Linked DNA regions of Homo sapiens: region 2 is linked to region 1. Evidence: chromatin contacts called from ENCODE Hi-C or POLR2A ChIA-PET data. All regions are on one chromosome and are shown on one strand. The core of a region is the stretch at or near the end of the contact, and the rest is flanking DNA. Distances in the headings are between cores, read along the strand shown. Region 1 holds the start of NRM (nurim). Region 2 has its middle 18 kb from the start of C6orf15.

Region 1 (4,093 bases), core at 959-3,458:
GTAAGGAGGAAAGCAAGGAGGAGACGGTCCGTGCCCAGGGTAGGCACCACCCACAGCACTGTCAGCAGCTCCACACACACTGGGTGGCGCAGGTGGGAGAAGAGTCTGAGAGCCCGGGGAGACTTCAGGGCCAGAGGCTCGCCCAGCCCCAGCACATGGTAGTATACCTAAGAGAGGGAGAAGAGCTTAGAAATGGAGTCAAGCCCTTTTCTCATCTTGGGCACTTCTTTCCTCCTCTTCCAGGCACCACCCTTCTAGAACTCAGGCCCAGGAACCCCCCTTCTGAGACTTGGATCCCTGATCCTGACTTCTGATCCATGTACCTTCCCCAGGCCCAGGAGGCCCATGCTTGCTGCCCTTACGAGGGAAAGTCAAAGGGAAGGGCCACGAGGGAGAAGCAGGGAGACAGTAGAAGAGCATGGGAGGAGGGAAACCCTTGAAAGGGAACGAGGAGTTCTAAAATGGGTCAGAGGTCATAGGTAGGGATCTCGGAGCCTCACCTGTTTGAGGCCCATGAGCTCAGCATAGTCAAAGACGAGAAGGATGCTAAAGATGAGGAGCCAGGAGATGACATGGAGCACAAAGCAGAGGAGCGGCACCCAGGTGGCCCATGGCTCAGCCCGAGCCTCCCACAACACAGGGCCTTTGGGTATGGGCTCCCAGTACCGCATCACCAGCTGTGGAAGGATAAGGGGCTGGGTATCCCAGTGGCCTAGTCTGCCCGACCTTGGGAGACCCAGACCCAGATCTGCCCCCACCACAGGCTAGCCTGCAACTCTCCCCCACCTCTCTCCTAAGCATCACCACCAAATATTCACCATGTGGAGGGTGCGTGCTGGGTGAGGTCCCAAAGATGTAAGGATGGCCTGTCTCTACCCTGAGAACTTATAGAATAGATGGGGTGACCTGATAGCTACGCAAAGTAGTAGCCTGTGCCAACCACCCAGTGAAAAGACAGACAAGGCCTTCTCTTCAGACCTAGGGAAGTGGTTTTGAAGAAAGGGTAGGACTGAAGAGAAGGGATCTCAAGCAGGACATAAACAAAGTTGCAGAGGTGAGAAGCATATCTTGTGCTTAGGGAAGGACAAGTACACCCTTCTTGATAAAAAGTAGGATATGTGCTGTGGAGGAATGGAAGCTGAGATTAGTTCCTCAATTCTCCTCCTGAACCCATATTTTGCCCCTCCAATCCACGGCACCCCTCCCACACTTGGTCTCCCTTGGGGACTCAACTGCCAGGATTTCATACCTGCAAGGCCAGGGCCTCATACCTGCAAGGCCAGGGCAGTGCAGGCCACATACAGTGACCTCTGAAGGACCCCAAAGTACCGGGATGTCCATGCCTTCACTCTTTCAGCTGCCATGAGGCTGTGCTGCCCAACAAATAGAAGCAGGAGCCCCAGATCCCATGCCAGGGGGGCAAGGATGCTGCGGTCCTGCAGGGCAGCCAGCCATCCCTGGCGGGCATCTACAGGAAGTTGAGGGAAAAAGAGACAAAAGATCGAAACAGTGGCAGAATGTTTCCCCCACCCTCATCTCCTCTTGGATCCCCAGGCCATGTCCCTTACTGCTTTCAAGAGCCTTAATGCTTCCTCTCTAGGCTGTGCCCATCTCACTTTTCCATCCCTAGTTTCTGCCCTCTTCCCTAGGCCTCCTGCAAACCTGGGGAAGAGGATTTATAGAACACCACATGTTAGGCAGTTGCAAAAAGCATGGCTGGAGAGGCCACGCTGGATTGCCCCTCTTACTTCGGTTCTCCAAATGCTCCTTCTTTTTAACACTCTCCTCTCAACAGTCCTCTCTACAAAACACTTTACTTAGAATACTCCGGTCACCGCCCTTTTCGGCTCCCTCAGTCCTCACTCTCCCGCCTCTCCAAAACTCTAATCCTTGAGTTCCTAATTTAGAACTCAGGTCTCCCTCCCCTGTAGCTTCTCGGCCGCTTTCAAGGTTCGAGTTCCCTCTCTTGGACTTCCCCTGTCATTTGTTTCCAAGCCCCGCCCTCAATCCCTCTCCTACGGCTCCACCTTCCTCCTCCCAGTTCATCCTCGATCCCTCCCGCTCACCCGGACCACCAGACTCCGGGATCCCTCCAAGAAGTGGCCGAAGGGAGGTAAAGCGCACGAACTCCACTCCGGTGCCAAAGGCCAGGATGAAAGAGGCGAGGGCAGCAGGGATCAGGAGCAGTGCAGGGGCCATGGCGAGAAATGGAGGGGTGGGGAAAGGGGCGGGGTCGGGATTCCCGCTGCCACAGGCCCCGCCCGCGGCCCCGCCCCCGGCTGAATCCAGCCCAGGAGGGCGGGGCTCCTGCACGCCACCGCCAGGCTTCCGGCCCGCCTGGCGCAGCCTTCCCCATCCAGCTGTGGATCCGTCCTGGGATGCGTGTCCCGGCCTGCTGTCTCTCCGTCACAGAAGGGAATGTTAGAATCCCGAGAGAGAGCTGTTAAGGGTAGCGGCTCTGCAGCCGCTCACGTGGGTTGAATCTCAGCTCGTCTAGTTTTCCCATCTAAAATGAAAAGTTACTGTTTTACCACAAAATAAATTAATGTATGGAATACATTGTACAGAATACAATATACAGAATAAATTCTGTAACTTACTATAAAGTTGAGTTGTTGACTGGCCAGTTGCTAAGAATGGCAAATAACTTCTCTGTAAATACTGAAAGGTTTGTTGTAATAGTGCCAGAGATTGTTGATTAGTAACCACGAGAATAAACATGTTAAAATATTTGTGATAGTAACCTTTGTCAGAATTAAAGATCATGCAGCTAAGGACCTTGTCACAGTAGACGTACACATAGTAGGGACCTTAGATATCATTAGACTAATTCCATCAACTTATAGATAGAAGAAACAGGTCCAGAGAGATAATTGCCTGAGTTAGGAAGCTGCTAATCCTGTAGGCTAAGGGACCAGATAATTGCTGAGCAGCCTCTCGCAGGCTTTACATTCCTTCTCCGTCTCCTGGGCTCAGTACTCCCACCCTCCTCTGAATCAATGCTGTTGTATGCTGTACCAGACATCTTATGTTTTCCCTTGAATTCAGTCTCCACCCTGCTTTCTGCTTCAGTAAGTTGTCCCAAATGGACGGTATCAATGAAAGTCACAGTTTTTATTGAGAAAGTCCTCTCGCCGGGCGCGGTGGCTCACGCCTGTAATCCCAGCAGTTTGGGAGGCCGAGGCGGGTGGATCACGAGGTCAGGAGATCGAGACCACGGTGAAACCCCGTCTCTACTAAAAATACAAAAAAAATTAGCCGGGCGCGGTGGCGGGCGCTTGTAGTCACAGCTGCTCAGGAGGCTGAGGCAGAAGAATGGCGTGAACCCGGGAGGCAGAGCTTGCAGTGAGCCGAGATCGCGCCACTGCACTCCAGCCTGGGCGACAGAGCAAGACTCCATCTCAAAAAAAAAAAAAAAAAAAAAGAAAAGAAAAAAAAAAAAAGAAAGTCCTCTCTACACGACTGCTCTGTCCTCATCTTTTTGAGCTTGGAGGTGATCACAACAGAGCTGTGGGTACTAAGGCACTGCACTATTCTTTCTGATTTCCCTACACCCTGCCTACTTCTTTGTAATTATCACTTTATTAAACTCTCCCCCAAATTATCCTAATTTCACTGTGCTATTCATTTCCTGCTAGGACCATGAATAGAGACACTTACCACACAAAGCAATGTGCTACAAGCTATGGGGTTCATTGGAAGTGTAAGAGGCCAGACTCGGTGGCTCACGCCTGTAATCCCAGCAATTCGGGAGGCTGAGGTGGGTGGATCACTTTAGACCAGAAGCTGGAGACCAGAATGGCCAACGTGGTGAAACCCCATTTCTACTAAAAAATTTTAAAAATTAGCTGGGTGTGGTGGTATGCGCCTGTAATCCCAGCTACTTGGGAGGCTGAGGCAGGAGAATCCACTGGGTGATGGAGCAAGATTCTGTCTCAAACAAAAAAATAAATAAATAAAATACAAGGAAGTGTAAGAAAAGATCCCTAATCTCTAGATGTTTAACCTGAGGCATTTAAATAGTACCACTCATGAAGAGGGAGTGTAGCTGAGTGCTACATGGTGCTCTACAGACAGCAGGTATGGTAAGAAA
Region 2 (4,093 bases), core at 778-3,277, 400 kb after region 1:
TTTGGAATTAAAGTAAGTTAGAGGCTGGGTGCAGTGGCTCACACCTGTAATCCTAGCACTTTTGGAGGCCAAGGTGGTCAGATCACCTGAGATCAGGAGTTCTAGACCAGCCTGGTCAACATGGTGAGACCCCCGTCTCTTCTAAAAATACAAAAATTAGGCTGGGCACGGTGGCTTACACCTGTAATCCCAACATTTTGGGAGGCTGAGGTGGGCTGATCACCTGAAGTCAGGAGTTCAAGACCAGCCTGGCCAGCATGGTGAAACCCCATCTCTACCAAAAATACAAAAATTAGTTGGGCATGATGGCGGGTGCCTGTAATCCCAGCTATGCAGGAGTCTGAGGCAGGAGAATCGCTTGAACTTGGGAGGCGTATGTTGCAGTGAGCCGAGATCGCACCACTGCACTCTAGACTAGGTGACAGAGCGAGTCTCAAAAAAAAAAAAAAAAAAAAAATTAGCCGGGGGCGTATTCCCAGCTACTCAGGAGGCTAAGGCAGGAGAATCCTTTGAAGCCAGCAGGTGGAGGTTGCAGTCAGCCAAGATCGTGCCACTGCACTCCAGCCTGGGGGACAGAGTGACACTCTGTCACTCAAAAAATAACATAAAATAAATTATAATAATAATGGTAACAACAGCAAATTGTTATTGAGTTCTTATCGTGCCAGACACGATGCTAAGAATTTCGTATACAAATATTTGGTTGAGTCATCTCAACAAGCCTATCACATGGGAACTCTGACTATCCCCACTTTACAGATAAGGAAGATGAGGCTTAGAGAGCTTAGTGCTGGGCCCATTAGTTACAGTAGTTATAATTATTCAATGTCCTTCAATGTCATGAGAAAGTCACCATCAGCCTGGGAGTTCAGTGGGAGGGTCAGGAAAGACTTGAACAATGAGTTGTTTGCAGATGAATGGGCTTTTGTGTTTGTTTTGTTTTTATTATAAACCCAGTACTATACAGGTCTTTGTAAAAGTACAAAGTACAAAGTTGAAAAGTCCTGAAAAGCTTCTACCACCAAGGAATAACCGCCGAAATAATATCTCATCAGAACTTTCTCCATGAATACACTTTTTAAAAATTATCACCAGCAGTTTCATGGAACACGAATACTCTGTTTAAAAAAGAGATAAGCTTTTATGTCTATATTACTTTATTTTTTCTGAGTACTATTTTTTCCCCTGATTTTCACCGAAAGGGTTGCTCTCTATGTTGTTGTTTCAGCCCTTCCAGTAGTTTAAAACATGCATCTTTAGTTCTAGTCTAATTCATGATTTCCCTTACATCTATTTAAAGTTATAATTTTATTTAACATCAAAGGTTATTCAGTAGCTTTAGTCTTTCCCCTGAACCAAACACATTTATTTATTTATTTATTTATTTATTTATTTTTGGAATTGGAGTCTCACTCTGTCACCCAGGCTGGAGTGCAGTAGTGCGATCTCAGCTCACTGCAACCTCTGCCTCTGGGGTTCAAGTGATTCTCGTGCCTCAGCTTTCCGAGTAGCTAGGATTACAGTTGCCCGCCACTACGCCCAGCTAATTTTTATATTTTTAGTAGAGATGGGGTTTTGCCATATTGACCAGGCTGGTCTTGAATTCCTGATCTCAAGTGATCCGCCCGCCTCGGCCTCCCAAAGTGCTGGGATTACAGCCATGAGCCACTGCGTCTGGCCACCAAATACATTTTAACTTCTTTCCTCTTTCCATTCCTCTTACTGTACCCTTCTAGGATTCCCTGGGTTTTGTTAAAAGCTTCTGGAACTGGAATGTAGCAAATGAATGTTCCATTTAACAGGCAGAGAAAGAGGAGGTGGGCAAATCACAGAACCAAAGTGCAGAGTGGTGAAGAGCTCCAGTTGCATGCAGGGTGGGGTGGCTGCCAGGGCCCTGGTGCCTTCAGTCATTAGTTCTGCAAATGTTCATGAGTTCCACCAGTGGTGTCTGCCCAGCAGAGAGCAGGAGCAGGGGTGAGGGTGAGGACAAGAGACAGACAGAGCCTGGAGGGGCAGTCAGCTGCACAGGAACGACCTTCTGTGCAAGCTGCAGGCTCTGCACCCAGCCAGTACCTGAGCAGGGTAGAGGTCTGATGAACTGACTTATAGGATGGGCTGGAGGACGCAGAGCCTGTGGGTATGAGGCCAGTTAGGAGAGTGCTGTCACCACCCAGGCAGGAGGCCATGAACATCCCCATATGAGAAAGAAGGGCATAAACAGGAAACAAATTTAACAATTAAATAAAAGCACCTCCCTCATGCAGGAAACTCGCCCTGTGCCAGGCCCTGCAGAACCATCTGCAGAGTCATTTCCTCTCTTGGCAACTTGGCAGCCCCTAGCAAACACAATGCATCTTGGCTTGCCATCAGTGCAACCCTTGTTCTTCAGATACAGGTAAAATGCCAAATCCCTAAGAAGGCCTAGAAGGCTCTGCAGTGTCAGCACCAGCACCCCCACCCCTTGGCCCCTCTCTGTGGTCACTTTCTTGGGTCCTGCAGATGCTCCAGGCTCCACTCAAATTCTATTGGATTAAGGCTCACCCTAATGACCTCATTTTAACTTGATGACCTCTATAAAGACCCTATTTCCTAATCAGATCACATTCTGAGGTACCAGGGATTAAGATTTCAGCGTATCTTTTGGGGGTGGGGGACACATGGTCACATCCTGAATGACTATAGCTCAAACAGGTCTTTGTTAGGTGAAAATAACAGGTGGAAAAATCACTGAGCACTTCACCTTATCTCAAACTTATGACTTCAAAATCTCTACAGTGGACTGGTTTCCCAGCTGACCTCACCTTACGTGGAGTGTTGCCCAATTCACACTCTCCAGCCTTCCCCACACTGACTTTAACTTCCACATATTCCTTCACTTCATTCCTGCATAAACCTGGGTATGGTCCCTTCATTGTCTCTCAGTGATGTGGAAAGTTTTCATGATGAGTCTACCCTGCTCTCTCTAATGCAAGTAGGATACAACAAACAGCATGTTAAGTTAGCAAATTTGACATTAACGTCTATCTTAAAAAGTGGCCAACTATGGGCCAGGCACAGTGGATCACACTTGTAATCCCAGCATTTTGGGAGGCTGAGATGGGCAGATGGCTTCAGCCCAGGAGTTTGAGACCAGCCTGGGCAACATGGTGAAACCCTGTCTCTATTTAAAAAAAAAAAAAAAAAAATTAGCCAGGCATGGTGGTGCACTTGTAGTCCTAGCTACTTGGGAGGCTGAGGTGGGAGGATTGCTTGAGCCTGGGAGGTTGAGGTTGCACTAAGCCAAGATGGCACCACTGCACTCCAGCCTGGCAACACAGCAAGACTCTGTCTCAAACTAACAAACAAACAAACAAAAAAGTGGCCAACAGAGGAGGTAGTAGTTTTGTCACTAGCTGTCATGTGGAACCCCAGGACCTAGCCTTTGGTTTCAAATACTGTTTTTCATTTATAGAAACTAGGACCCCTTAGAATGCAAGGCTTAGGTGACAACTGATTCCATGTCTCAGAGAAGGAAAGAATCAGGACAGGACTTGAATGTTCTGTTGTTGCCATAGAGCAAGGATGACTTCAAGAATGTGAAGGACAGGCTGGGCACGTGGCTCATGCCTGTAATCCCAGCACTTTGGGAGGCCAAGACGGACAGATCACTTGAGCAGAGGGGTTCAAGACCAGCCTGGGCAACGTGGCGAAACCCCATCTCTACAAAAAATACAAAAAGTAGCTGGGCATGGTGATGCATGCCTGTAGTCCCAGCTATGTGGGAGGCTGAAATGGGAGGATCATCTGATGCTGGGAAGGTCAAGACTGCAGTGAGCTGTGACTGTGCCACTCCAATCTGGGCAACAGTGAGACCCTGTCGCAAAAAAGAAAGAAAAGAAAGAAAGAGAGAGAGAGAGAAGGAAGGAAGGAAAGAAGGAAGGAAGGAGGGAAGGAAGGAAGGAAAGTAAGTCAAGGACAGTGCTTAAAAAGACAAAGGAGCCAATTTCAAAGAGCTCCCATTGTTCAAGTTGACAGTCGGGCATGAAAGAAAGAAGATGGGAGGAGGAATGATAATTATGGTTAATTGAAGTAAATTGAATCTGTGGCAGGCCAT

The links. Hi-C counts contacts between places; a loop is a spot of excess contacts on that map. ChIA-PET counts read pairs that join two places held with the same protein, here RNA polymerase II (POLR2A). Pooled maps may share reads with other maps.
Region 2: POLR2A ChIA-PET joins it to region 1 with 10 read pairs in GM10248. The contact joins the enhancer-like site here to the promoter of NRM in region 1. A Hi-C loop is called at or near these places in 9 of 168 maps with a recorded cell type or tissue (CD4-positive, alpha-beta T cell, IMR-90, K562 and 4 more), 2 of 37 single-sample maps with no recorded cell type and 13 of 50 pooled maps. POLR2A ChIA-PET finds 5 or more read pairs at or near these places in 4 of 52 experiments (GM10248, HEK293, PC-3 and 1 more).

What each region holds. Positions count from the first base shown.
Region 1 is chr6:30,688,776-30,692,868 of GRCh38, forward strand. NRM (nurim) reads right to left here and starts at 2,209. Exons shown (of 4, transcript NM_001384369.1): 1 at 2,067-2,209; 2 at 1,272-1,468; 3 at 501-677; 4 at 1-167. The coding sequence starts at 2,199.
Region 2 is chr6:31,092,489-31,096,581 of GRCh38, forward strand. No RefSeq gene overlaps it. Among named protein-coding and RNA genes, the nearest start is that of C6orf15, 18 kb to the right of the region's middle. Within about 2 kb of position 2,028, at least 6 of the 41 ENCODE cell types and tissues checked have a DNase peak (open chromatin) inside an H3K27ac peak, as active enhancers do; they include CD4-positive, alpha-beta T cell, PC-3 and endothelial cell of umbilical vein, where a contact is called at or near this core.